Regions from separate parts of the Homo sapiens genome. Here region 2 is linked to region 1. The links are chromatin loops, found by intact Hi-C in ENCODE. Cell type or tissue: IMR-90. All regions are shown on one strand. Links, peaks and the distances in the headings refer to the core of each region. The heading gives the core; the rest is flanking DNA. Region 1 overlaps CASC20 (cancer susceptibility 20). Region 2 overlaps CASC20 (cancer susceptibility 20).

What was found. A loop is a pair of places that touch in the nucleus more often than their neighbours do. Peaks named below come from ENCODE experiments on the same cell type or tissue, not always from the same donor. Only the 100,000 strongest peaks of a DNase experiment are listed, where the experiment ranks them.
Region 2: it touches region 1 in a loop (4-fold over the local background); 3 of 110 quality-filtered maps call a loop at or near these places.

What each region holds. Positions count from the first base shown.
Region 1 is chr20:6,526,148-6,541,729 of GRCh38, reverse strand. CASC20 (cancer susceptibility 20) reads right to left here. Exons shown (of 4, transcript NR_109953.1): 4 at 13,271-14,536. Among named protein-coding and RNA genes, the nearest start is that of CASC20, 110 kb to the right of the region's middle. In IMR-90, for the core only: a CTCF peak has its summit at 7,401; DNase peaks (open chromatin) are centred at 7,669 and 8,139; H3K4me3 peaks cover 1,378 bases; H3K27ac peaks cover 1,295 bases.
Region 2 is chr20:6,457,781-6,473,362 of GRCh38, reverse strand. All of the region lies in intron 2 of CASC20 (cancer susceptibility 20), which reads right to left. Among named protein-coding and RNA genes, the nearest start is that of CASC20, 39 kb to the right of the region's middle. In IMR-90, for the core only: no CTCF peak of the experiment used is centred there; no DNase peak of the experiment used is centred there; H3K27ac peaks cover 902 bases.

The DNA.
Region 1 (15,582 bases), core at 3,899-11,898:
TCAATGGAGAAAATGGAAATATTAAACAAAGAGAAAATATGAGCAGCAATGTAAACAGGGAAGAAGAGGTGCACACTAATTGTTGGAGTGCAAATGTGTACTAAAAATTATTTTCACATAAACTAGAATAACCATTTTCTTTACAATGCAGCCAAGTATTCCTCCTTCTGTCTGAAATCCATTTGATCTGTTATATTTTTTTAAAAAGATATTAAATAATAAAAACACCCTCAATTCACTTTTGTGTGTATGTGTTTCAGAAGAAACTCAAATCAATTTGGATCATTTTTGGCTACAAATAACAGAAAACACAAATCATGGTAGCTTAAACAAGATGCAGGTTTATTTCTCTGTCATGTAAAATAAACCCAGGGGTACATCAAGCAATGATTTTCAGAAACCCAAGGATTTTTGCTTATTTGTTTGTCGATCTCTCAGCTTCACCATACTTAACACTGGCTTCCATCAACATCACATGACCATAACCATCACATTTTCACTGTAGTTCTAGTCATCACATCTGTATTCCAGGCAGCAGAAAGGAGAAAGGGAGTTAGGGAAAAACAGGTACGTGTCCCAGTTTTGTCAGCCCCTTCTACAGAACATTTTCCAGAAGTCCTACCAATAGCAATCATTTTAGATTTTGTCACCTGTATCTGCAAGGGAGACTGTGAAATGTAGAATTTCAGTTAAGTACTTTGCCATCCCCAATAATATTAAGATCCTATTAGAAAAAGAAAAAGGGTAGATAAATGGTGTTTAGGCAACTAGCATCCCACCCATCTATACACTATAAAATTAGCCATATAGGTAGAAATAATCCTTATTTGTTGTTACATTATAACTTTTACAAGTTTTATGTGCCAATGTACGTGCCTGGGCCTTTTCTAATAATTTTGTGATCAATTACCATTTAGTGATTAGTCTCTGGCTCAGTGCTTTCACAAATATTATCTCACATACTCTTTAAAGTAACCTTGTAACCTAGATATTATTATCATCAATTTACAAATTAGAACAGAGGTTTAGTGTGATGAAAGATCTTATCCAATGATACAAGGTTAGGAAATACCAGAATTAGGCCCCAATAACAAATCACCTAATTCTAATTTCAAGGCTATTTCCATGATATAACCTCTCCTGGCAGAGTTTATATTTCCTTCTCAGGGTCTGTCTTGTTACAGGGAATTATATAATTTATGCCCGACTATCATCTTATCCACCTGGCTTAGTTTGCTCAAGCTCATTAGCTAAAAAAGAAAGTATTTATCTCTTTTACAAGGCCGGATGCGGTGGCTCACGCCTGTTATCCCAGGACTTTGGGAGGCCGAGGCGAGTGGATCACTTGAGGTCAGGAGTTCTAGACCAGACTGGCCAACATGGTGAAACCCTGTTTCTACCAAAAATATAAAAAATTAGCTGGTGTGGTGGTGCATGCCTGTAATCCCAGCTACTTGGGAGGCCGAGGCAGGAGAATAACTTGAACCTGGGAGGTGAAAGTTGCAATGAGCCAAGATCATGCCACTGCACTTCAGCCTGGGTGACAGAACGAGACTCCATCTCAAAAAAAAGAAAAGAAAAAAGAAAAATGACCAAAATGTCTGTGTATCAAAAATAGTGAAAAATATCTAATCATAGGCAGAACCAAATGTTAAGTTCTATGGCAAAGAGATATGTAGAAAGAAAGCACTTAATTTGTATTGACTTAAATTTCCTATGCAATTGATTTGTTTTTACTAATTTATTCAACATGTATTGCCAGTAAGGTGAATCTCTGTAAAGAAGCAGCCAGCTGTAATGCTGCATGTCTCAAAAGTTACAGATTCATCCTAAATGATAGAGATTGACCTCCTTGCTCTTAAGTACCCAGAAACATCTGAGTACTCAAATTTTGTGAACACAACTTTCTTTGAAGTATTCCAATTTTCAATTTACAAACAAACAAGTAAGAGTCATGAGTATTTCACCTGGTGCAGTTGGTGAAGAGAATTACTCAAAGAAGCATATTAGACGCAGTAGAACCCAAACTCAAAATATCTGTCTCTGAAGTTTTCTCCCAAGTGAATCTAAATTCTAATTACAAGGTGATTTGAACAAGATATGGAAAATAGGAGAGAGATTAAGGGGAAAATAATGGAAGATTGCTAAAGGCTTTGTCTGTTAAGAGATATAATTGATATTAACACTAAGATCAATAGAAAGTCTTAAGTAACTCAGATGAAATGTGTAAGAGAAAAGAAACATATGTATATATAAACCTCAAACACTAAAAAAAATACTCTATCAGTCATATTAAAGGCAGTATATAAAAAGAAACGAGAAAACATCAAAAAAAAGGGAGTACATTTTTAAACACAAACAAGACATTAGAAAATTGATCAAATACATCAGTTATCAAAATAGATATGAATAAAATTGCTATCTGGTTAAACGTGGAGGATGAAAAGCATTTTTTTACTTCATTATATATGCTGAAAAGAAACAGTAAGAGACTTTTTAAAAACCAATTTCATTTTCAATGAAATAAGGAAAAGAAACCTGCCAAAAATGAAAACTACAAGGTAGATGCGCCTACAAACAGAGCTATTTGGATCCCAAAGCAGAACACTGTTAGAGCTGACACAGAACCCTTCAGACACTGATCAGGAGACAGGTTTCCTGCTTAATGTGGCACAATATTGAAAGGCCTGTCTTGTGGTTCTTTGCTAGTAGTAAAATCAAACTCTGTGGACCGGGCATGGGAAAAGGCAAATGATGTCCCTCAAAGGACCCAATCTGAAACCAATGAACAGCAGGAGAGGTGAAGTTGAAGGACAAATACATATGCCATTTCTAATTGTCTATGACCTATCCTGGGAGCCCAGAGAGACTGCTGGAGGTGAGACACGGCCAAGAAGGAGAAGAGAAAGTCATCACTAGGTTTCAGCACAGGGAGTGTGACTAAATATGTACTACTGTGAGTTACCCAGAAATGGAGAGGGCTGTGCCAAGTATTAAAAAAAAAAAAAAAAAAGATTTGGTAAAGTGTTCAAAAAAAAAAAAAAAACAAATTCAAATAGAAATTTCAAGCTGTTCAAACTTCCTTTCTACCCCTGAAACACAATAGAAAACAGCCTGACCCTTCTGAGGATAAGTAACAAAGAGAAAAGAACCAGTTATGGACTTATGAGCAGAAACCACAATGCAAAAACAAGGGAAGGAATATCAGCCAAAGACAGAGGAAGCACACACAACCTAGGAGAAACTAAGGAAACAAACAAACAAACAGATTGCCATAGTAAGACAAATTATAAATAAAGAATAGCACAAAACATAAATATTCGAATAACAGGAGGAAGTAAAAAGTAAGCCTTCTAAAAAGATTAAAGAATAAAAAAATAGAGAGAGAGAATGGAGGCATGAGAAGTTCCACAGATCTTCTCCCTAGCCAAACAACCATAATTGGTGAAAATTATTATTTTTTAACTTAAAGTTTTTGAAAATTGTTTTAAGAGCATGCAGAAAATGAATAAACATTTTAAAAGTCTACTAAATCTTGGCAAGAACACTGAGAATTTGAGGCACTTGAGCCATGACCTGTTCTCTGTTTCCCTACTCCCAGTTCAGTATGACAGAGGCTTCAGTTCCCTGTAAAGGGTTACTGTATCTCCCCAGTAGGACCAGACTACCAGTATTTCCCATCCTCTCCCACTTTCATGTCACAGAGGCTAAATTTCAGGCTAGTGCAGCCAAGAGGTCACGCGCTCCCTTCTTTCACCCAGGCCCCACTCACAGGACAGAAGCTCTGCCCCAGGCTCAGCAGGCTGAGGTTACCAGGAACCCTATCACCCTCATTCCTGCTCACTCACAGGATAGAAGTTCCACATTGCAAGAAGCTAGCTAAGAAGACTAACAGCTATTTATTGCTACTAAATCAGGAATATTACTCCAAGAGAAGAAACAGCCATTGTCCCCACCACCTTCTCTGGAGCAGTAGCTCAGAGATATTTCCCAAGGAGAGAGGCAGGCCATAAGAACAGAGAACACCTAACCTCTCCCCAAAGGAACTGACTTTATATAAAACAGAGTATGGGGAAGTTCAAACCTAAGGACACTTTCACAAACAGGGAAGACTTTGATTGTAAAGTTTTAACTTCTTGAGAGCAACACACTAAACTATAAGCCAGATAGATTATCAGAGACAACTAGGGAAACAGCCAAGAAGTCCCCTACTGTGGTCAGAGCAAACCTCAAAGACTGGCTTATAACCTAACCCTGCAAAGAGATTCAAGTTTAATTGGATGAGACTATGGATTAATCTATGTCCCAGGACACTGGTGATAACAATAGAGCAATCTGATGGCAATTAGAGATGCCTAACAGCCGGGTATGATAGTAATAAAAGCCAATAGCTTAACAGAGAGAGCAGGGAAAGAGATAGTTAAGAAAAGCTCTGGTAAAACAACTTTCACCAGGTGACCGTGTGTGTACCCAAGGCTGTGCCCTCTAAGGAGGAATATCAGAGGCCTCACAGTAGAGAAGGAGGAATAGACATCAGTAAAATAGTCCAGACATGTTATCAAACAAATAAATAAGCAAACAACAACAATCAAAATAAAATGCCCTGCAGGATGAATCAATATCCAGAGTTGCTAAAATATATTATCTAAATACCCAGTTTTCAAAAAAAAAAAAAAAAAAAAAAAAGAGACATACAAAGAAACAGAACATACACAGAAAAACAAAGGCAGAAATAGCTTGGGAAAGGACCTAGATGTCTGACTTAACAAAGAATTCAAAACAGCCACTATAAATATGTTCAGACAGATAGACAGATATACACACATACATTACAAGGATGAAATCTACATTTGAAGCAAGAAAAGGTATCAAAAAACAATTTTCAAAAAACTGTGACTACAAGAAAAGCTTGATGAAATCACACAAGTGAAGAGACAAGAGCAAAGATTCTAAAATAGTGGAAGTTGAGACAAGCAGAAGATATATCATACACACATAATTTAATTCTTTGATGGAGAGAATAAGAAAAAAACAAAACATGAAGAAAGATATAATAGAAGAAAACTTGCTTGAAAGAAGGATATGAATCCGCTGCTTTGAAAAGACTTGTTCCAGGAAAAACAAGCAACACATAATGAAGTTGCTGAATTTCAAAGAAAATGAAATGATCATATGCAGATCTGCATTCTCTTTGACCAGTGAAAGAAAAATTTAGTTTAACATAGATATTGCTCACAAAATCCCTTCAATTTAAAATTTAAAAAATAATTTCTAAATAACTTCAGATAAAGAGAAAAACAAAACTGAATTTCTGCATACTGGCAGTATAGACATATAAATCAATGGAATGGAATGAAAAGTTCAGGAAAAACTCATATAACTGGGTGAAATGATTTTTGGCAAGTGAGCTAAGGTCAGTCAATGGAGAAAGAACAGTCTCTTCCACAGTGCTGGGACAATGGATATCCACATGCAAAAGAGTGAAGTCAGATCCTTACCTCACATTATATGCACAAATTAACTTCAAATGAATCAAAGACTGAAATATAAGAGCTAAAACCATAAAACACTTAGCAAAAAAACATAGAGATAAATCTTTAAGCCCTTGGATCTAGCAATGGTTTCTTAGATATCACACCAAAGGCACAAGCAACAACAGAAAAAAAAATAAATTGAACTTCATAAAATTAAAAATTATTTTGCATTATAAAACATTATCAAAAGAGTAAAAAACAATCCACAGAATGGGATAAAATATTTGCAAATCATATATCTGGAAAGGATCTAGTATCCAAAAAATATAAGGAAGTCTTACAACTCAACAACAAAGAAAACAACTCCATTAAAAAATGGGCAAATGATTGAATGACATTTCTCTAAAGAATATATAGAGATGATAAACATGTACGTGGAAAGATACGCAACATCACTAGTCACTAAGGAAATGAAAATCAAAACCACAATAAGATACCACCTCACACTCACTAGGATATGGCTATATGGCTGTAATAAATAAAACAATGGAAAAATAACAAGTATTACTGAGCATGTGGAGAATCGAAACCCTCATACATTGCTGGAGGGCATGTAAATGGTACACCCACTGTAGAAAAAATCTGGAGGTTCCTCAATAAGTTAAACATAGAATTAGCATATATGGCAGAGCAATCCTACTTCAAAAGAATTGAAAACAGGTATTCAGACAAAAACTTGCATGTGAATATTCAAAGCCCCCCATTCACGAAAGTAAGAAACAAGTTTCTTAGTCTGTTTTGTTGTCTACAAAATCAGATAGTTGGAGTAGTTTATACAAAGGTCCCTTCCAAGACCAGCTTTTGTAATCTTTATGTACACGAGCACCACTGTCATTAACAGCGGTCTTTTTTTTCTTTAGGAAAGTAAGATTGCCTCACACAGAGGTTACGATTTATGTTCTCAACCTCAAAGAGACATTGGAGGTGTGGGCAGATTGGAAAGGTGAATCTCATTCATTGTTAGGTAATCACTGGCAAAGTAGTTGGTAATTTTTCACATATGGTCTCCTCTCTTTCCCTTATGTGTTTCAATATCTCTTTCTAGAGAGATAGATAAAAATAAAATTTAGGCTCTAAGCACTATATCAGCTGTCATTTCAATTTGAGAACCACAGATATTATTATGTAAGAAGAAATTAGCCTTCTCTTCTCAATACTTTTCTTTAATCTCTACTTTCTGGAATATAAATGAAATATAAGAGTTCTGACTTGAATGGTAAAAAATCATTGTAATCTGGTTTATGAACTGACAACACAGATATGCAAATGGCAAGGCTGGTAAGGTAAAACATTTTAGATATAATAATATAGATCTAATATATAATTATAATTTAATATAATCTAATTATAATCTAATATATTAGATCTATATTAGATATAATATAGATCTAATATGTAATAATACATTCTAATAATAATATATAAGATATAATCAGAAAGCCCATTTTTACCAATTCCAGTTCCATGAAACTGCTCTCCAAGGGCTGCACTCCTTTCAATCCAACAAATACCTAGCCTGGTACAAAGGTAGGTCTGGATTTAGGCAAAGAAGACCATTTGCCTCCATTTCATCCCTGGATAATCAAAACCTCAACCAAAAGGTTGTCTTTGGTCAAACACAGAATGCTCACTTTTGCTGCCTCCCAAGAAAATGACCTCGTTTGTATTTGGGATGGAACTGTGGAAAGAGTTTGTCGCTTCCCAGCTTTTACTTTTCAAAGGCTCGCTGACATTCACCAAGCTCCATAATAGTTTTCAGTTCCAACCCGTTAGTTCTGAGACAGCTTTACAAAGCCACACTTGGAGGACAGAAAACAGCAATCCACGTCTCCCCTTTGTGGACAAAACAGAATCGAATCATCTTCAGAGGGGAGAAAAACCACATGAACGCAGACTGCTCAAATGATCCAGTACATCCTAGACAATCTGAAACCAACACGCATAAGGCAACATGGGTTATTTATGAGACACTGTCAGGGAAAAAGAAAAGCAAAAAACGTAACTTAAAGTTCAAGAAACCCGCACGCCACTGCTGGGGGTAGCTCTGCGTAGGACTCCACAATGTTCCCCGCATTGTTTTGTGCTGACTGCGCCCAGCTCGCGGGGCTTTTCATCGGCTCTTAAATCCACTGCTGCTCAAGCATGAAATACCTTTGGATTCCATTAAAAAAAAAATAAATGTGCTAACAAGCTGTTAAACCACATTTTACAACAAACGCATCAAACTGATGACTTAGCTTCAAAAATATGAACTAACCGAAATAATAAAGGCTTTGTAGAACTTGGATAAATGAAGTGATTGCCTCACAGTGAGGGAGATCTGTGGGGCACATCACTGTGTAATCAAAAAAATAAGTTCCTGGTCCTCAGAGAAACATTCAAAATGCTCTGCCTTGCCTACCTACAGTCCTGAGCCCAAAGGGTTTGAACAGGGGGAAAAACAACACAGGTACAAAAAAAAGAAGCAGGCAGGGGTGGGAGAAAGAAAGAAATTCAGTCAGTTCTTTGATTAACAAGACTTCTAGCTGGACTTAAGTACAAACAGCTGCCTAGACTCCAACAGCCAAGCCTAAATCTAAACACTCCACTGTTTACATAACCCAAACTTAATCAAGCGACCATCTAATCCACCAATTTAAAGTATCCCTAAGAGTTTCAGTGTAATGTTGGTTTTCTCACAAGCCCAGTCCATCAACAAGCTGTTTAAAAATGCCAGTGATTGCAGCTCTGTTCCCAGTCTTGTAGCATCTCCTGCCTGGTCATGCTACAGGGATGTTTAGGGGAGAACTGTTAGATAATGTGGGGTCATAAAGTACTTCCTGTTATTCTTCGGTTGGCATAGTGCACTGTGTTTGTTTATGAAACCCAGAATCCAGGTTGTATTTATAAGACAGTTTGGTTTGATAACGTATAATTTTATAGCAATATTGTTACTAATAAGGAAATACATTTCTTTGTCAGAAACTTGATAACTACATGTCAAAAAATATTATAGGAGATGTGCTCTAGGATGACCAGTAAAGGTAATTTTCATGAGGAAAAGGATAAGAAAAGGGAACTTATCATGATAAAGGTACTAGAAAAAGGAAAATGCTCATGAATATGAACTGAGGCTAAAATGTCAAATGCCAACAGAGGCCAAAATCAAAGAAGTTAACTGGGTCCCAGTGTAGGGCAGTCAATATGGAACTATGGAGACTATGGCAGGTACCCACCTAAGGAAGGTACATGCTACATAACCACAACCCACTTAAAAAAAAATTAAACATGTGCTGAGATATAATTCACATACCATGTAATTTACACATTTAATATGTGCAATTCCATTATTTTTAGTATAGTGACAGATTTGTGTAACCATTATCACAATCGCTTTTAGAACATTCTTATTCCCCAAAAGAAATCCCGTGTGCCCTTTAGCAGTCACTCCCCATTTCCCTCCAAATGCCCAGCCCTGGGAAACCACTAATCCATCACCTCTACAGATTTGCCTATTCTGGATATTTCATATACATGAAATCATACAATACCTGGTCTTTTGTAACTTGTTTCTTTCACTCAGCATAATTTTATAAGGACTCCAACTCATTGTTTGCCACAAATGTGGGCCCAGTGTGGCCAGATCTTTCAAATTTTCAGAGAAGTTGGAAATAGGGATTCTTATGTGAAATTTCCAAATGTTAAATATTGACCACGAGTTCAAATGAGATGCACACTGTACAGTTTTCCCCGCAGTGGAAACCAAACAAATATGTCTGCCCATTGAATTCATACATGGACCACAATTTCATTCCTTCTGGGGTTCATGAGACAGAGGGAGGGAAAAAGAGTGAAGCAAAATTCAAGAAAGCAGGAAAGGGTCTAACACACCTAGGCAAGAAATGAAGAGAGGAAGGTCTGGAAGGGAGAGGCAAGAGACTTCCATAGAGCAAACAGTCTGACTCTGAATTTGGTCAGAAGGGCCACCACAGCCTCAGCCAGGCTTGCTCTGACTCTGCCTTGGGGTATCAAAGCAGGATCTCACTTAGTTGCACACATAGGCCCTGAAAAAAAAAATAGCTTATTTCTAGAGAGAGAGAATGAGAGTCTAGCACTTTTAATAAGGTAATTCATTGAGATATTCATTTGTGTTAAATTAACCCTGTAAAACCCAAACTCTTGAGGAAATAATGTTAGATGTTAAGTACCCAGGGAAAAAGAAAGAAGAGAGTTTCTCAAAGAAGAGAGGCAAAAGGAGTGGAAGAGGAAGGACTCCCAGACTGAGAAAAGCAGGGCTAGTTGGTAGGTCCCACTGAGAGCATCACGGGAAAATCTCAGAGGAGAATAGCTGCTTATCTAGAAAGGCTGAGGCTGGATATGCAGTTACCAATGTAAGTTTAAAACTCCTATGCTGAAATTTATCATGGAGCAAAAGCGAATCTTTTAAGTCCCATGAGGGCTTAGCTAGCAGAGAACATTGGCAGAATCTTGATGGTCTGGAGTAGAGGAGGCTCTTGGCTCTTCTGGATTGATATATGATTTTCTGGGAAGATTATTTCAATATCTTCTATACTATACAAACTAGACGGGCACACCTCAATTTATTGCATTTGTCTTTATTATGTTTTTCAGATATTGCATTTTTACAAATTGAAGGTTTGTTAACAACCCAGCATCCAGCAAGCCTATCAGTGCTGTTTTCCCAACAGCATGTGCCTACTTTGTGTCTCTGTGTTACATTTTGGTAATTCTCAAAATATTTCAAAGTTTTTCATTACTTTTATATCTCTTATTGTGACCTGTGATCAGTGAGCGTTGGTGTTATTATTTTAATTCTTTTGGGGCACCACTAACCACAGCTATAGAAGACAGTAAACTTAATTCATAAATGTTGTATGTGTTCTGACTGCTCCAATAGGCTGTTCCTCCATCTCTCTCCTGTTCTGGCCTCTTTATTCTCTGAGGCACAACAATACTGAAATTAGGCCAATAAATAACACAACTATGGCCTCTAAGTGATCGGGTGGAAGGAAGAGTTGTAAGTCTCTCACTTGAAATCAAAAGCTAGAAATGATTAAGCGTAGTGAGGAAGACATACCAAAAGCCCAGACAGGTCAAAAGTTAAGCCGGTCATACCAGTTAGCTAAGTTGTAAATGTAAAGGAAAAGAAGGAAGGAATTAAAAGTGCTATTCCAGTGAACATACAAATGATAACAAAGTGAAAAAGCCTTATTGCTGATATGGAGAAAGTTTGAGTGGTCTGGATTAAAGATCAAACCAGCTACAACATTTCCTTAAGCCAGAGCTTAATCCAGAGCAAGACTTCTACTCTCTTCAATTCTAGGAAGCCTGAGAGAAGTGAAGAAACTGCAGAAGAGAACTTGGAAGCTAGCAGAGCTTGGCTCATGAGGCTTAAGTAAAGAAGCTGTCTCCATAACATAAAAGTGCAAGGTGAAGCAGCAAGTGCTGATGCAGAAGTTACAGCAAGTTACTGAGAAGACCTAGTGAAGATAATTGATAAAGGTGGCTACACTAAACAGACTTTGAATGGAGATGAAAACTCCTTGTCTTGAAGAAAATGCCATCTGGGACTTTCATGGCTAGAGAGAAGCCAAGGCCTGGCTTCAAAGTTTCAAAGAACAGGCTGACTCTCTTCTTAGGGGTTAATGCAACTGGTGACTTTAGGATGAAGTCAATGTTTATTTACCATTCTGAAATGTCTAGGGCCCTTAAGAATTATACTCAATCTACTCTGCCTGTGTGCTAAAAATGAAACAAGGCCTAGATGATAGCACATCTGTTTACAGCATGGTTTACTGAAAATTTTAAACCCACTGTTGAGATTTACTGGTCAGATAAAAAGATTTGTTTCAAAATCAGTAACAATGCATCTGGTCACCCAAGAGCTCTGATGGAGACTTACAAGGAGCTGAATGTTGTTTTCCTGTCTGCTAACACAGCATCCGTTCTGTAGCCCATGGATCAAGGAGTAATTTTGATTTATAAGTCTTACTATCTAGGAAATACATTTTTAAGGTTACAGCTGCCATAGATAATGACTTTTTTGATAGATCTGTGCAAAATAAATTGAAAACCTTCTGAAAAAGACTCACCATTCTAGATGCCATTAAGAACATTCATGACTCATGGGAGGAGGTCAAAATATCAATGTTAACAGGAGTTTAGAAGAAGTTGACTCCAACCTTTATAGATGACTTCAAGGGGTTCAAGACTTCAGTGAAGGAAGTAATTGCAGATGTGGTAGAAATAGCAACAGGACTGGAATTACAAGTGGAGCCTTCAGGTGTGACTGAATTGCTGCAATCTCATGAAAAAACTTTCCTTGATAAGGAGTTTCTTCTCATGGATGAGCAAAGAAAGTCTTCTCTTAAGATGGAATATACTCCCGGTGAAGATTCTATGAATATTGTTGAGATGACAACAAAGGATTTAGAATATTACATACATTTAGTTGATAAGGCACTGGCAGGATTTGAGAGAACTGACTCCAATTTTGAAAGAAGTTTTGCAGTCATTAAAATGCTATCAAACAACATCACATGCTACAGAGAAATCTTTTGTAAAAGAAAGAGTCAATTGATGCAGCAAACTTTATTGCTGTCTTTTTTTTAAGGAATTGCCACAGCCACTCCAGCCTTCAGCAACCACAATCCCGATCAGTCAGCAGCCATTAACATCAAGGCAAGACCCTCTACCAACACAAAGAGTATGACTGGATAATTGTTAGCATTCTTTTAGCAATAAAGTATTTTTTATTAAGGTATGTATTTTTTATTAAGGTATGTATTTTTTAGACATCATGCTATTGCACACTGGATAGACTACAGTAGAGTGTAAATGTAATTTTCATGTATACTTGGAAACCAAAAAATTTGTGTCACTCACTTTATTGCAATATTAACTTTATTGTGGTGACCTGGAACCAAACCTGCAGTATCTCCAAGGTATACCTGTAGTTTACTTGATGAGTGTCTGTTTTTCTAGAAATAGAAATCCCATATCCCAGGGCCACCAAATTCAATCCACTGTCAAGGTTGAGTTCTTCAGGGGACAACTTTATGGGAGTAGACAGTATCTTGTAAATCTTTGCAGAGATAAACAGTCATTAGAATCCTATTTGAAAGCCTGTCACTTTCTACTCAATTACCATAAGTCTGGCATTGAGGACACAATGATTTTCTTTACTATTTCTAGGATTTACTCTCTTTAGGAATTTCTCCTTGCAGGTTTGCATTGGATTTAACTTGGGTGAAATTCAACTGCATTTTAAAAGTGTTTATTGTCTATGAATCCTGTGCCAGAATAGGTTCAGGAAGGCATCAACTTTACCCCCATAGAATTCACAGTAAGTCAATAACTACACACATTTTACTATAGTTTAATTTGTGGACACCATGAAAATGAACAAAGTGCTACTAAGGTACATTAGACTAGCAAGAACCTTGGACATTATCCCCAAATGAAAATCTTACCAAGTAATTATTTAAAGTTTGTTAAACTTAACCATTTAAAAAATAAGTATTAGAATTATTATCACAGATAAGTTAAACAACAAAATAAATAGAATTAAATGAATCATTGTATATCTTTATCCCACGTAGCTGCAGTATAAACCTTCATTGTAAAACTATATTGAACATTGACTAAACTTAAGTTCAGTCTATTATATTTGATTATAATAGACACTCAAAAAGTAACAAAATATAGAAATTACAGACAATACAGTCTTTGAATGCAAAAGTTTTTTATTAAGTTTGAAAATTCTAAAGTATCCTCTTAGATAATTCATTGTCAAAAAGGAAAATCAAAACTATAATTTACAATATGATGAAGGTGAAATTAATATCAATAAATGGTTTGGAGATGTTAACTATTTATAAACGTAAAAATTTGGATCAATACCTTATAACATATACTAAAATTTGTTTCAGAATGAGTAAATGTTTGAATGCAGGATTGATACGTAAAAACGTGGAGGAAGATATTACAAAGAACCTGGGCTCAATGGTTCATGCCTGTAATCCCAGCACTTTAGGAAGCTGAGGTGGCAGGATTGTTTGAAAAAAAACTTTTTTAGAGATAGGGGTCTCACTGTGTCGTCCAGGCTGGCCAGGAACTCCTGGCCTCAAGCAATCCTCTTGACATAGCCTCTCAAAATTCTGTGATTACAGGCATGAGTCACTACATCTGGACAAAGTCATTTAAATATAGATATTTTTAATATATAAAAGTTAAAATTTCTATATATCATAAATGAAAATTTAAAAACATATTGGGAAATATATTTACACTATAATGACAGAGTTAACACCTTTTATTTATAAAATATCATACAACATGCTCCAAAAGAAAGTACATAGACATTAAAAAATTAAAATAGGCATAGATACTAAGATAGGCATAGACATTAAAAAAAAAAACTCAACCAACAAACATAAGAAAAACCTGTAAAAAGTCACTAGTACTAGAAAAACATTCAAATCAGGAAAAGGAGTTACCACATACCACCAAAAAAGCTGACAAATAATTTCTTTAACTTCATTTGGATAAGGAAATGCATGGTCTCACATGGACAGCTGGTTGTTTCATAATTTATACATTCCTATAAGACAATTTAGCGGTATATATCAAAAGCTTTAAAAATGCTCCTCCCACTTTAACCCCACAATTTGTGTCTGGAAATTCATTTTAAGTAAATAATCCTAGATTCATACTCAGATTTATGTATAAGGACATATATTACTATGAAATTTATAATAACAAAAAAAGAAAACTAAATAACTGAAAAGAGCAAATTAATTAAATAAAATGTGTGCACACAATGAACTGATATATAGTCAATAATACCATTTTCTAAAATACATGATGATACATGAAAATACTTATGATGGGCTGGGTGCAGTGCCTCACGCCTGTAATCCTAGCACTTTGGGAGGCCGAGGTGGGTGGATCGCGAGGTTAGGAGTTTGAGACCATCCTGGCCAACATGGTGAAACCCCCGTCTCTAATAAAAATACAAAAATTAGCTGGGCATGGTGGCATGCACCTGTAGTCCCAGCTACTTGGGAGGCTGAGGCAGGAGAATCGCTTGAACCCGGGAGGCAGCGGTTGCAGTGAGCCGAGATCGCGCCACTGCACTCCAACCTGGTGACAGAGCATGACTCCCTCTCAAAAAAAAAAAAAAAAAAAAAAAAAAAAGAAAAAGAAAATACTTATAATGGAATTAACAAAGCCTTACATATAATGGAATCACAATTTTGTTTAAAACAAAAAAGCCTGTCCTTTGTGGAGAAAGACTAGAAGGAAGTACATCAGAATGCCAATGATAGTTGTCACAGCTCAGGGAGGGTTGGAATAACAATACTTAGTTTCATATTTATCTACATATAACAAATATTATAGTATTGGGATTTTATTTTTTATATTTATCTATATATACCAAAAATTTCAACTGTATATAGTTTTACAATGAATGATTTTATTACTTAAAATTTACAAATAAATACTATTCAGAAAAGATGAAAATCATTAGAGTTCTCTCAAAACTTCTGAAAGCAGCGAAAGCTTGGTTTTGAGAACAATGTATAGCATTTATTTTGTAAATAAATTAAAAACAAAAATCAGTAAAATGTGAATTTAAAACAAGTATTTATTTAAAAAAAGAAGAAGAAGAAGCCCTACCAAAATAGCAAGAGAAAAATAAAAAATAACAACAAAAGATGCAGGGGTGGGTGGCTTCAAGATGGCTTACTAGAGTCATCTGGTACTTGCCTCCTCCAAAAAATAGAGCCAAAATGGCAAGTACATAATCACACTTCAAATAGATCATCTAAAAGAGAACGCTGGAATTCAGGGAAGTGATAGGCAACCCCTCAAGCAAGGAAGGAGAGGGAAGTGAGGCAGTCTGCTCAGCCAGGATCAGCTGGGAATCTGGAGAGGACCCCAATGTGGGAAAGGGTACATGAGGGACCCCCAATGGTCCACATGCTCAAGGTAGACTCCTGTGATCCTAACTGCAGAAGAGGCCCTCAATCCTCATGGGCCCTAA
Region 2 (15,582 bases), core at 2,640-10,639, 67 kb after region 1:
TTCATTGCCCATTACTCATGCTGTCTTGAAATACTACATCATAGTCTAGTGAGAAAAGCCCTGGGGCCAAACAGCCAAGTTCTAATCTCCACTTATGTCTTAGTTTCCACCTTCTCTGTAGCACAGTTTCTTCTTCTTTAACATCTCTGTCCCACCTATTTCTTTCTGGAGAGGAACTAAGATGAGGAGATAGTAAAAAAGACCAAGTCACTAATTTTATTTCCAGAATCTATTAGGAAAACCAAATCCAATCCCTTTCACCGTATCAAGTCTGAATTTACCTGGTCCTCCTAGAACTCTCAGTCATAAGAGACAGATCGTCTTATAGCTAGTAGTCTCTATTTATCATTGTTTTATCACCAACTAAGCTTATTTTCCTTAAAGCTCCTTCCATAATTATCTGTAATGCTTAGGCCCCTCCATTTAACCTGGTCAATCAAGGCCTGTGCTTTTCCTAGGCATGCCCAAAGAAGCATCTTATAAATTCTTTAAGCTGGAGGAAGGTGCAGTCGGCCTTAAGATGACCCAGGCACAGCTAGTATCATCATGTGCATCTCCAAGTAAGTGCCTTAAGGCTCTTCATCATGGGTCAATGCTTTTTTGTAAGAATGGGGACTGGCAAAGCCTAGAAATGGATCCAGCCACCTACAACTCTATATTTCCTTCCAAGTTCCATTAAAAAGTAAAACAAGTCCTTTCTTACAGACAGCACCTAAATATTACAAAGCTCTTACCCCACACTTCTTTCACAAAGACTCTACAAAGGGAGCAGGAGACACCACACAGCACTAGTGCTTCCTTTGCATGTCTATCCAGGTAGTGAGGGCATCCTTTTGCTGGTTAAAACCCCGTTAGGTGAGCTTAGCAGGGAATAGGATGTCAAGCTCTGGATTTTTACAGCATAGTTAGGTTGAAGTGTAGAAATGTGAAACATAGGACGTAATATAAAAACTTATCTTGTCCATCTCCCTCCCCACTATATTTTCTGTTTTTGAAACTGAAGTTGTTTTAGGAGGCTTATTACAACGAGGAATATAAGAATTTGATCTTCATAGGTACAGACACACAGTCTTGTCACCTATAGTAACAAATCCTCAACATACATATAGCAAATTCCAACTGTTGAATGTGTTCTTTTGACAGTGGAAGTGCAAGTCCATATGACTATATTCCTCCCTCCTTCCCTCTAGCTTATTCCATTAAAAGATCCCACCTGACACACCATTACAAATTTTATAGACTGTTCTACAAGGCTAAGTGAGAACAGATGTATCTAGCCTTATTACTCAAAGTGTGGTCCTTGGACCAGCAGCACTGACATCATCTGGGAGTTGGCCAGAAATGCAGACTCCTAGGCCTGCATTTTAACTTTTAAATGTATTACGAATCTGAATTTTTATTTTGCATTTTAAATTTAATAAAAAATCTGCATTTTAACAAGATTCCCTAAATGACTCATAAGTACATTAAAGTTTGAGAAACACTGTTTATAGCAATGGCTGTCAAACTCTGCTGCCTGTTAGAATTATCTGAAAAACTCTTTAAAATCTCAATGACTAACTACCCTCAGCCAAAATCAGTGAGTTAGAGTCCCTGGGGGTGGAATCTAGACATCAGTGTTTCTTAAAACCCTCCAGTTGATTCTAATATGCATCCAAATGTCAGAACCGACATGTAAGGTACAAAGACGACAACCCATAGATTTATACCTTTAGGTGGTGGAGATGGGCAGTACAGAACTGAAGGGAGAAATCTGAGAAATGAGACTTTTGAGGCACACTTCCTATGAAGTAGGTAGGCCCCAGACTCCCATATGAGAAGAACGCACAGTATGAACCCATGATACACTCTCATGGCTAAGGCCACCTTGGGGACTGTAACTATCGCACGGCCACGTGACACCCAGATTGCTATGTCAGAAGTCCTCAATAAATACGCAATTTCATTGAATGACATCTTAATAGTACAAAAATGGAGACAATCTTCCCTCAATCATTTATCAAATTGGAATATTTTCTGAAAGGTGAAGAGCTGGGAGATTTTCCTACATTTTCTTTTATCCTTTCAATAAACCATCAAGGTGGTTTTTATTATTCCCATTTAAGGAAACATATTATCAGGAAGCTAAAGCTTATGGGTATAAGGAAACTAAAGCTCTGATACTGTGTGAGTTTTCTCAAGTTAAACAGCTAGTAGCAAATAAATTGAAGGACTAAAATAAAACTCAGTTCTCCTCAACTCTTGACATTGCAAAACTAAGTGCATGGTGAGAAAGAGAAAAAGCCCCTGCCAGCCAGCCTTGGTGTTGAGGAACTGGCCTTGTGTCCCCAGCTATGTCATTATTCTGTCCTGTCACACATACAAAATTTCCCAGAACACCAAGATCAGATAAATCCACTCTGTGACCATGATGGATCAAGAAAAAAACAAGACCACTCCATAAACACATGTAAGCACAGATAAAAGCATAAATACTGTCCAAGCCAGCATAATGACTAAATACTCCTATATCCTGGCTAATACGAATGTCTGCTGATTCTTCACCAGTTAACAGTGTTAGCCTCATATCATTTCTTTTGCCTTCTAAATAGGATCATGAAGATACCCAATCATAGAACTATCTCTGTACCAAATCATAAAATTGCTTCCCAACAGCCTCTACTTAAAAGCAAAGCTCTCCTTCCTTAAACCCTTCCTAAGATCACCCAGCACAAGCTAAAATCCCATAAGTCCTTTCTAGCACCCACTTAGCGAGACACTGAAAGGTTTCCCATGCCGTTGTCTTCCCTGTTGAGTTTATTTTAAGCTGATAACAACTTAAGTTCAATCACATCCAACTCTACACTTCTTATTATGCCCTCTTTACACTTCGTTATTGATGGCACAATTTACATCTACTTGTATTGTGTATCTCTTAACATTACTATATTTAATACTTTTATCTTTTAATTAGTATACTAGAATTAAAAGTGATTTGCCCACCACTGTTACACTAATAGAATATTCTACATTTGTCTATATATTTACCATTAGCAATGAGTTTTATACTTTCTCATGCTTCATGTTCCTGTTTACATTTCAAGTTGAAGAACTCCCTTTAGCATTTCTTGATTAGAAAGTCAATGGATGCTTGTTAAGTTGAATAAGTTCTCATTCCACTTTAGCCTGACATTTTCATCAAATTAAAGAACTGAACCCTCTCTAGTGATAGTAGTTATGTTCTCCATGCAATATAATACAGATACAGGTTACTACATCTTGAAAACTCAGATCTAGAGTTTTCTAGTAAGTAGAAAAGGGAATTTACAAACAAAATGTTGACTTTCATATTTTTAAATGACCAACAGAAACTACAACTTACAGAATTGATAACATCCTCTCTAGAAAGAATGCCAAAAGACAGAATAAATATCAAATGATACATACTGTGTTTGCTTTAGGAAGGGCAAGATGGAATGGTCGTTGGCTGAGGAATTTATAGGGTGACTAACAAGCATCGAGGAGGCTGTATACCACAATAATTAAGCACTGAGGTTCTGTAATCAGGAAGAACCGTTCAAATTCTGCTTTCACCACTTAATAGCTGTGTGTCTTGGGCATTACTTTACCTCTTTGATACGGCACTTGCCTAACACCTGACAAGCTCTCAACAAATGTCTAGAAAATTGTTCTTAACCAAAAATAGTTGCCCATTTCCCCGTCTTCCTGAAATGTTTACCATTAGTCTCTCCTTTAGGTGGGAAAATAGAAGCCCGCTATGGGAATTAAAATGTTATTTAACAGGTTTAACTAACTTTGCCATTCATTTTCAGAATGTAATACTGTAGGGTAAAGATGTACCATTAGAATATTGGATATCTAAGGAGAAGAGGAGGATATAAAAATTGGAAAGAAGAGGCATGGAAAATAAACATACATTTCTCAGTTTTTCCTAGGGCCATCCAGTTCTCACATAAGCCCCACCAAACACCCAATAAAAACTTGGTTCAAGACAGCTGAAAGAGAAACAGAAGGAACACATGTGTTTCTACATTTATAAACAAAAGCATGATGTAGCTCAAGCTTTGGGAGTCACTTGTACTTCTGTAATATTTTAATATCTTCCTTAGCCTAAGTTTCTTTTTTTCTATTTCAAAGAAATGCAGAATGAAAACAAAATTTAGTGAGCTTCCAAAACATTGTGCTAAGTGAAAAGAGCCAGTCGCAAGGAACCACATATTTTATCATTCCATTTATTTTAAATGTTTAGAATCGGCACATCCCTAGGGTCAGGAAATAGATTCGAAGTTGCCTAGGGCTGGGGTTAAGGGACAGAGGAATTGGAGGAAGTGAGGAGTAGTGTGTAAAACCTCAGAAGTGCAGGGGTTCTGTAAAATAATTCAGTTAGTTTTATTTGCATATATTATTTATAGAGAAAGAAAACATTAACAGGAAATGACTCAAGCATGTCATGCAAAGTTGCCTATAATTTTTCTTTTACATTCCCCTTCCCTGTGTAGAGAGCTATATGTAAATATGGAAGTAAGCAATGGGCAAATCATTCAATTAATATTGGTCCTTGCAGGCATAATGCTTTCAGTGTGGAATTGTAGACAGATATTAAGCAAATAAATATTCAAATCAAAAAAAGTAAGTACAATATTGTGTTGAATGATCATGACAAAGATCAATTATTGGGCACTTGGCCAACTCAGCCTCCTAGTACTGCATTCCCCATGCTATTTATGCTTCTGTGGCTGCTCTGGGCATGTCTTGTCATCAAGATACTAAGTGCTTTGAGATAGAAGCTGTGCCTTATTCATCCCTGGGCCCAGTGCTCAGAACAGTAGCATGCACAAAATAGATTCTTAATACATGTAATTGACAGCATAACCCAAATATAAAAATCCTGTTATTACTGGAAATACAGACTTTGGCTGAAAATATTGAGAGAGGCTGCCCTAATCAATTGCATGCCTCAACAAATTGACTAAATATAGTCATTCCTCACTACCTGTAGGGGCATTGACTCTAGACCCACTGCAGATAACAAAACCTGCATATGCTCAAATCCCTTATATAAAATGCAACATTATTTGCATATAACCTACACACATCCTCCCTACTTTAAATAATTTCTAGATACTTACAATACATAATACAATGCAAATCCTATATAAATAATTGTCATACTATATTGTTTAGGGAATAATAACCAAAAAAAGTCTGTACATGTTCAGCACAAATACTTTTTATTTTCCAAATATTTTCAGTCAGTGGTTCCTTGAATCCATGGATGCCAGAAGCCATGAATATAGACAACCAACTGGATATCCAAACAGAGAATATGCAACTCCTTATTAATAAGCCACTTTTTAAATATTTAGCTAGCTATTACTAATTATAAGTGTCTATGACTTCCATAGTATTCTTTTTCCTCTCTCTCCATGTGAGACATAAATTGTAGCTTCTGCATTTAGAGTCTGATTTTTTTCTTTTTTCCTGAAGAGGCAAACTCAATCAATGTTTCTCAAATTTTAACGTGCACATGAATCCTCTGGGGAGCTTGTTAGACAGCAGGGTCCGATTCAGTGGATCTGCATAGGCCTGAGAGTCTGTGTCACTAATGAGTTCCCAGCTGATACTGATACAGCTGGCCAGAGACCACTCTTTAAATAGCAAGGCAATAAATCTCAGCACAGGATCTCTGGTGGTGCTTCCATTACAGGGGAACCCTTTCATTTATTATAGTGCCAAAGTAGCCTCAAGTTCTTCAAATAGAAGTGTAAAATCAAGCTTTAAAATGGAGACTTTTTTTTTACACAGTGATTTTATTTTATTTTATTTTATTATTTCGAGATAGAGTCTTACTCTGTTGCACAGGCTGGAATACAGTGGCATGATATTGGCTTTCTGCAGCCTCAACCTCCTGTGCTTAAGGCGATCCTCCCCCCAGCTTCCTGAGTAGCTAGGACTACAGGTGCATGCCACCACACCCAGCTAAATTGTTCATTTTTTGTAGAGATGAGGTCTCACTATGTTGCCCAGGCTGGTTTTGAACTCTTGGGCTCAAGGCACCCTTCTGCCTCGGCCTCTCAAAGTACTGGGACTACAGGTGTGAACCACCATGCCCAGCCTACACGATGATTTTAAAACATTCAAATTGGGGAAATTTTATAGGAAAATCCAGGTTTTTAGCTTGTCTTAAAAAGTCAGCAACACTGCTCCACCCTCCCTGCTTCCCACAAGACACAAAGATACAATGTCTTGTTGTCCATGGTCTCCAGACCACTGGCCTCTATAGATACAGAGGGCTTTGTCCCCTGTCTAAACATTAAGGAAACAAGAAACTAGTTCAGAACTCTGCTGCCTTCTCTAACAAGGCTAACAAAAGGAGGCACAATGATGGGGATCATTTATACTCCAGGTGTTGGTCATTGTAAGATAAAATGTTGGGTGACCTTACAGAAATTTGGCTTTAAAGTTTAAATCTGGGTTCTTGAAAACTCTCTTTGATATGTTATGTTTTCAAAAAGAAAATATTTGAAATTCAAAAAGAAAAGTAAAAGAAACCGAGACTCATGTGAGAAACATTGAGCAATTTCTAGAAAAATCAAAATGTATTTGAATTCCTTGAGTTCATAGTGTCCCGGTTGGGAATCTAGGACCTCACAGTCTCTGGGCTTTGCCCAGCCTTGTTGACTTACCCATGGTTTCATTTTGATAAAAATAAATTCCAGTGTTGTTGAAATCATGGTAAACAAATTCCTCCTCATATCGCTTCCTGTTTTCCCTTCACTTAGGACCTTGTTCTTTGTTTATGGAAGGTTATGAAATTTTCTGACTCAATGCATTCTATTGGTGGAGCTTCATAGAGAGACATTCTTATCACTTCTGCTCAGCAGAACTTGGGGTGACATCAAAAATGTCTCCACCACTTACTCAAAAATCCTCAAACCAAAAAGCACATAGTAAGTCTTTGCTGTGAACGTTAAACAACATACCCAACATATGTTATTGTATGCTTTCCCTGTGAGAGCCAGAATTAAAAAGCATACTGACTGAATGTGTAATGTGGGGGAAAAAACTATGACACTATGAATCAAACTCCTGGTGACTTCCAGGCAGTAAGTACTATTTGAATATAAATACTTGGACATTTTTTCATTTATTGAGGGTTGTCTGAGGCTAGATTTCCCAGAAGCAAAGGGATGTGAGAAAGCGTCCAAGTGCACGTTGATTCACTGGGAGGCAATCCCAAGAAGCACTGGGCAGAATGGGAAAATGAGGTAGCAAAAAAAAAAAGGAAGTGAATAAATATTATGTTCTTAGGCAAGTTACCTCTGTGGGCACCTGGAGCTTAATCTAACTGGAAAACTCCTGGAGACAGTGCGTAATACATTCCTCAGAGTTACTCTACCCAAGGGGCAAGGAAGCCAGGGTATTTATACACAACCCCCCATGCTTGAGAGTTGCTTCTCCAGCATTAACTCTTTGGCATTTCTGACTTGCCCTGTTCCTGAGTCTAGTGGGTACCTTCAGTCAAAAAAGCCCCAAGGAGAGTGGCAGGTGTCAGCAAAGTCACCTCCAGCATGTAGAGGTGAGTGCTGAGAGGATGTGAGCAGAGCTCTAAATGCACCTGCTACAAGGGCCATCTGGTGACATACACTTACCTAGGCATTGGGATGAGCAATGAACACACAGCAACAGACAAGAAAAACAAGGCCACTGCCTTCAGTAAAGGACATCAGAGAAGATTTCTCTAAAATGCTGACATTTTAGCTGACTTTGATAAGCATGAATCAGCTATGCAAAGATGTAGGGGAAAGCATTCCAGGCAGAGGGAACAGCAAGTCTAGAGGCCCTGACATGGGAGCAAGGGGCATATTAAAGGAGCAGAAAGCAAAGGCAGGTCCGTGTTGCTAGATTGTAGTGGATGGGAGAGTGGCAATTGTTGGGAGGGAGGTCATGGATCTAACCCTGGGTACAACGTGAAGCCAGTGGAGGCTCTACGCAAAGCGAGCAATAATCTGATTGACAAGGACACACACTATGTGGCTGCCATTAATGCCATCCCCACATGTCCAGGTGAAGCGGACTGTCCATTATGGCTTTGATAGTTCATTATAGTTCATTGTTGACCGTTGCTTGAATGGCACAGATTATCTGCTTACAAAAGTAGAGCCTGAGACCTACATCCCCAAAGGGGAGTGAGGAGTTTGGGAGACCGAGAAAGAGAAGGAGGACATGCCAATATAAGGGGTATTATTGAGGTCACCTATATGGGCAATTGAGACCTGTTTTTTACACTTATAATCAGTGCGTAGTAAACATGTTTAATGACTGAATGAGCCAATAGAATTAGCAATGGAGATAGAGGGTCTTTGAGCTTCCTGATTAGTCACTTGTTTGAATTCAGGATGAGAAGCAAAGCCAAAAAAAGGAACCAAATAGAATGAATATTAGAGTTTATTTGGAAAGGGAAACCTGAATGTGAGCAGCTTTTGGTGGGTAAGGATTCTGTCTTCTGAGACATGTTAGCAGGTTCCAACTTTCAGGGATTTATGTCACTGAATGTCAAGGTGATGAAAAGTAACAGCTACCACAGCTGTTGTTTGTTAAGCCTCCTGCTGAAAGAAACATCTCCACATAGATGTTTTTCAGACATGCTAAACTTAACGTATTCAAAACCAAACCCCTAATTTCCACCAGACACTTCAAATATTCTTCCCTCAATCTTTCCTGTCTCAGCTAATGGAATTCTCCTGGACTCTCCTTTCTCATACCCATCAGTAAATCCTGTCATCGCCTGCTTCAAACTATAGCTGAAGTCAAACCACTTCTCCCCATCGAGGATCTCAGCTCTCCATTCCAAGACACCATCATTGCGAGTCTCAATTTTTGCAACAGCTTTCTCCTATTCCCATCAGGATAATTATATCCCACCAATATCAATTTCCTGGAAGTCTTCTCTGGCCTTTAACTTTATGACAGGCTGAAAGGTCATGATTCTGCATAGCTGTTCTTCAATAGAGGCACAAACTGTGTTTGCAGCATCACTCGGGGCCTTCTTCAATTTATTCTCAACTTTGTTCCCGGTCTCTTGGCTTCCACTCAGCTCTGAATTTCACCTCCTATTTCTAGATTTGCTCATGCCCCCTGGATATGTTGAGTAAGCCCGGTTTCCCTAAATAGATCTTTGCTATTTTGGAGTACAAAATTTATTCCACACTGATCTTCCTGGGCCATTATTCCTTAAGTCCCCTAAGTTAGGCTAGCATCTTTGCTCCTGTTCCCTGCATACAAATCAGATACCACCCCAAATAACAAACATCCAAGCACAGTATAATTTCCAAGGGAAAAACCACATGCTCAGGAGTAAGGATCAAGTTAAGGGTTTTCTTGAGACAAACAAGGACTAAAGGACTTGGTGGCTGTACCCTTCTTCACTTTAGATAGGCATCCTTGTATGTCAGCTCCTGAATGTTTGGGCATTTAATTCCCTAGAAGATTTTCTAGCTGTCAGAAATTACTAGAATTACCAGTCTTTTTGAAGGAGGTCTGTAAAAAAGACTGCCACCACCAAAACTGGGAAATTAAACATTAGCAATCAGACAATCTTTAATCTGTTAAATATGTATCATTCATATTCTAAGGAACCTACCATTATAACATTGCATCATTCTCAGTTGGAAGCACCAATTTAGGTAATTTATCCTGAGATGAGATGTGGTACTCTAAAAACTAGCAATATGCTACGCATTTCTACTTTTTAATTTTTGCATACATGTAACCCGAAATTAAGAAAAAGAGAACTAGGTGTTTTGCTTGCATAACTAAGAGTACCCCTAGTCCAGTACATCATGGAGAGTTGTATTCCAAATTCTTTGATGGCCAGGGTTCCTTATAATAATAAAGGAAATTATAAGTCTTTCCATGTTCAAAGTTATGTTTCCAATTTTTTATACTCAAAATGGATATAAATAAGTATAAAATTCCTGAATTAAACTTATTTTCTTTGAAAACTTTGTAGGCTTTATTCTCCTGAATTATGTTGTATTTCTTGTGATTTACCTATCTTATTCATTAGTTTGAAAGGTTTATTTATATTGCTCTAAGTAGCTAGAATTTATTCATTTTTATGTTCTATAGTATTCCAATATTGATTTATCCATTCTACTATTAATAGACAAGTGGGATGTTTTTCTTTGGTAGCCAAAACAATACAAACAATGTTACCGTGAACATTCATATTATCTCTTGCAGTAAATGTGCAAAAGCTCCCCTAGCATCTAGACCTAGCAAGAGAATGGCTAGATCATAATGTGTGCCCATTTTGGACTACATTACATGATGTCAAACTGTTTTCCAATGTGGGTATAAAAAACTCCCACTCCCACTAGCAGTGTAAGAGTTATCATTGCCCCACTCTTCACAGCCCTTCATATTATCTGAGAGTATATATATATATATATATATATATACACATATATATATGTATATGTATATATACATATATATGTATATATACATATATATAAAAAACTTTTATATATGTATATATATAAAAAACTGTTTTATATATATGTATATATATAAAAAACTGTTTTATATATGTATATATATAAAAAACTGTTTTATATATGTATATATATAAAAAACTGTTTTATATATGTATATATATAAAAAACTGTTTTATATATGTATATATATATAAAAAACTGTTTTATATATGTATATATATATAAAAAACTGTTTTATATATATGTATATATATAAAAAACTGTTTTATATATATGTATATATATAAAAAACTGTTTTATATATATGTATATATATATAAAAAACTGTTTTATATATATGTATATATATATAAAAAACTGTTTTATATATATGTATATATATATATATCAGCTTGAGTATATATACTCTTATTCTAATTGATAGAGCAATAGAAAGAGGGAGAGAAAGAAAAAATAGGTAACCCATTGTGATATTCAATAGTATCTTCCTGAATACTAATGAGGTGGATTTTTTTCTTTTCTGAAGTGCTTGTTCAAGTCTTATGCCCACTTTTCCATTAGTTTTTCTGGTTTTTCAATTGATTTCTCAGTTTTTCATATATTCCAGATATGTTCTTTATATTATTTATTTAACTTCTCTCACATGCTGGCTAGTCTTTTGCTCTCTTTATTTTCTGGTTACTTTAATATAGGCATATGTATTCATTTTATGATTAATGTGGAGTAGTTCACTGACCACCAAAATCTCTCTGTTATTCATGGAAGCAGAGCTACACTACAGTTTCCCAGACCACCTTGCCGTTAGGCAAGACCATGTGCCTAAGTTCTCTCCAGTGGGATGTGAACAGAAGTAATATGAGCCTTTCTCAAGTCTGGCCCTTAGAAAATTTCTATTATATTTGGGCTCTGCGATGCTCTTTTTTATTTGTCTAGTGGCCTGAAACAGCCACACCCAGGTTATCCTTGGAAAGCTACCTGATGAAGAAAGAAGCATCGTCTTCAGCTTATACCCATTAACAATTGACCCAAACACCATTCCCTCATTGTTACAAAGAAAGAAAGAAACTTTTTTATCTGTAAGCCACCAAAATTTGGCTATTTGTTACTATACAATCTTACCCTAATTAATATAATTAGTGTCATTTTATCTTGTTTCAAAAACTCTTCCTTAGCCACTAGCAATAAAGATATTTTCCATGTTATCATCTGAAAACATTACTGTGTGTCTTTCACATTGCATATTTAATCTACCCACCTGGAGTTTATTTTTTGTGGATGGTGCAAATTGGAAGTAAATATTTCCAATAATTGGAAAAATTTTATTTCTTTTTCTCCATATGAATATCCAGTTTCCCTAGCACAATTTATTGAAAAGTTTGTGGATTCACCACTAATCCATAATCCACCTCTGCCACATTTTAAATATCCATGCAAGTATGGGTCTGTTGGAGTGTTTTCTATCCATGATATATTTGCTGTATCAGATGTATTTGTTTATCTCCAAACCAAACCACGCTTCCTGAATTTCTATAGCTTTATGAGCCTTTATCCTTTGCTGTTTTCCTGAAGAGTACATCAGATATTTTTACCTTTTTAAAAAAAAAGTATTTAATTTTTAATCAATACATTTTAATTGCACAGTAAGTCTTCATTTAACATCATCGATAGGTTCTTGGAAAATGTGACTTTAAATGAAACAACTTACTATATGCTGTGGGGACTTAATTCTTGTTTATATCAGTCTATGGTAAAATGAGTTTTGTTTTCCTGTGCTTTGTTTTGCTGAAAGTCTCAATATTCAAAAACTTACCAACAATGTTAAATGAGGACTCACTATACATATTTATGGGTTATGATTTGATGTTTTGATACACATCTATGTTGTTTAATGTCCCAATCAGAGTAGTTAGTATATCCATCACCTCATCCATTTATCATTTCTTTGTGGCAAGAATATACAAAAGTCTCTCTCCTAGCCATTTTGTAATATACAACATTTTACTGTTAACCATAGACACTCTGCTGTGCAATATAGAACCTAAAGTAGGAGGAATCAATTCTGGTGTTCTATATTGCACAGCAGAATTATTAACCAACTTTTTCCTATTCTCCCCCTCTCCCAGTCTCTGGTAACCACTGTTCTACTTTCTGCTTCTGTGATATCGTTATTTTTTTAGATTCCACACGAGTGAGATTATGCAGCATTTGTCTTTTTGTGTCTGGCTTATTTTACTTAGCATAATGTCTTCCAGGTTCATCCACATTTTTGCAAATGACAAGATTTTCTTCTTTTTATAAGGCTGAATAGTATTCTATTGTATATATACCACATTTTCTTTAACCATTCATCTGTTGTTGGATACTTAGGCTTATTCTTTATCTTGGCTATGGTAAATAGTACTACGATAAACATGGGAATGCAGGTATCTCTTTGACATACAGATTTTATTTCCTTTTCATATATATACCCAGTCATGGGGTTGCTGGTTTATATGGTAGTTCTATTTTGTTTTATTTCAATAATTGTTGGGGGAACAGGTGGTGTTTGGTTACATGAATAAGTTCTTTAGTGGTAATTTCTGAGATTTTGGTGCACCCATCACCTGAGCAGTGCACAATGTGTAGTCTTGTGTGCCCCACCCTCCTCTCACGCTTTCCTCCGAGTCCCCAAAGACTATTGTATCATTCTCGTGCCTTTGCATCCTTATAGGTTAGCTCCCACTTATAAGCGAGAACATATGATGTTTGGTTTTCCATTCCTGAGGTACTTCACTTAGAATAGTGGTTTCCAATTCCATCCAGGTTATTGCAAATGACTTTATTTCATTCCTTTTTATGGCTGAGTAGTATTCCATGGTGTATATATACCACAGTTTCTTTATCCACTCATTGATTGATGGGCATTTTGGCTGGCTCCATATTTTTGCAATTGCAAATTCTGCCACTATAAACGTGTGTGCAAGTATCATTTTTGTATAATGACTTCTTTTACTCTGGGTAGATACCCAGTAGTGGGATTGCTGGATCAAACGGTAGATCTACTTTTAGTTCCTTAAGGAATTTCTGCACTGTTTTCCATAGCAGCTGTACTAGTTACCTTCCCACCTGCAGTGTAAAAGTGTTTCATTTTCACCAAATCCACACCAATATCTATTATTTTTTTGAATTTTTGATTATGGTCATTCTTGCAGGAGTGAGGTGGTATCACATGGTGGTTTTGATTTGCATTTCCCTAATCATTAGTGATTTGAGCATTTTTTTCATGTTTGTTGGCCATTTGTATATCTTCTTTTGATAATTTCCTATTCATGTCCTTAGCCCACTTTTTGATGGGATTGTTTGGTTTTTTTTTTCTTGCTGATTTGAGTTCATTGTAGATTCTGGATATTAGTGCTTTGTCAGATGTATAGACTGCAAAGATTTTCTCCCACTCTGTGATTTGTCTGTTAACTCTGCTGATAGTTTCTTTTGCTGTGCAGAAGCTTTTTAGTTTAATTAAGTCCCATCTGTTTATCTTTGTTTTTGCTGCGTTTGCTTTTGGGTTCTTGGTCATGAAGTCTTTGCCTAAGCTAGTGTCTAAAAGGGTTTTTCTGATGTTATCTTCTAGAAATTTTATGGTTTCAGGTATCAGATTTAAGTCTTTGATCCATCCTGAGTTGATTTTTCTATAAGGTGAGAGAGGAGGATCCAGTTTCATTCTTCTACATGTGGCTTGCCAGTTATCCCATTTGTTGAATAGAGTGTCCTTTCCCCATTTTATGTTTTAGTTTGCTTTGTCGAAGATCAATTGGCTGTTAAGTATTTGGCTTTATTTATAGGTTATCTATTCTGTTCCATTGGTCTATGTGACATTTTTATACCAGTACCATGTTGTTTTGGTGACTATAGCCTTATAGTACAGTTTGAAGTCAGGTAATGTGATACCTCCAGATTTGTTCTTTTTGCTTAGTCTTGCTTTGGCTATGCCGGCTCTTTTTGGTTCCATATGAATTTTGTTGAGGATTTTTGCATCTGTGTTCATCAGGGATATTGGTCTGTAGTTTTCTTCTTGGGTTATGTCCTTTCCTGATTTTAGTATAAGGGTGATACTGGCTTCAGAGAATGATTGGGGAAGATTCTCTCTTTCTCTCTCTTGTGGAATAGTGTCAACAGGATTGGTACCAACCCTTCTTTCAACGTTTTGTGAAATTCAGCTGTGAATCCATCTGGCCCTGGACTTTTCTTTGTTGGCAATATTTTTTATTACAATTTCAATCTCTCTGCTTGTTATTGGTTGGTTCAGAGTTTCTATTTCTCCCTGGTTTAATCTAGGAGGGTTGTATATTTCTAGGATTTTGTCCATCTCCTCTAAGTTATCTAGTTTATGTGCATAAAAGTGTTAATAGTAGCCTTGAATGATCTTCTGTATTTCTGTGTTATCTGTTGTAATACTTCCTGTTTCGTTTCTAGTTTAGCTTATTTGGTTCTTTTCTTGGTTAATCTCACTAATGGCCTATCAATTTTATTTATCGTTTCAAAGAACCAACTTTTTGTTTCATTTATCTTTTGTATATTTTGTTCCAATTTCATTTAGTTCTGCTCTGATCTCTATTTCTTTTCTTCTGCTGGGTTTGGGTTTCAATTGTTCTTGTTTCTCTAGTTCCTTGAGGTGTGACCTTACATTGTCTATTTGTGCTCTTTCAGACTTTTTGATGTAGGCGTTTAATCTACGAACTTTCCTCTTAGCACTGCCTTTGCTGGATCCCAGAGGTTTTGATAGGTTGTGTCAATATTATAGTTCAGTTCAAAGAAATTTTTAATTTCCTACTTGATTTCATTGCTGACCCCACAATCATTCAGGAACAGGTTACTTAACTTCCACATATTTGCATGGTTTTGAGGGTTCCTTTTGGAGTTGATTTCTAGTTTTCTTCCACTGTGGTCTGAGAAAGTACTGTATATAATTTCAATTTTCTTAAATTTATTGAGGCCTGTTTTGTGGCTTATCATATGCACTATCTTGAAAAACGTTCTATGTGCTGATGAATAGAATGTATACTCTGCAGTTGTTGAGTAGAATGTTCTGTAAATGTCTGTTAAA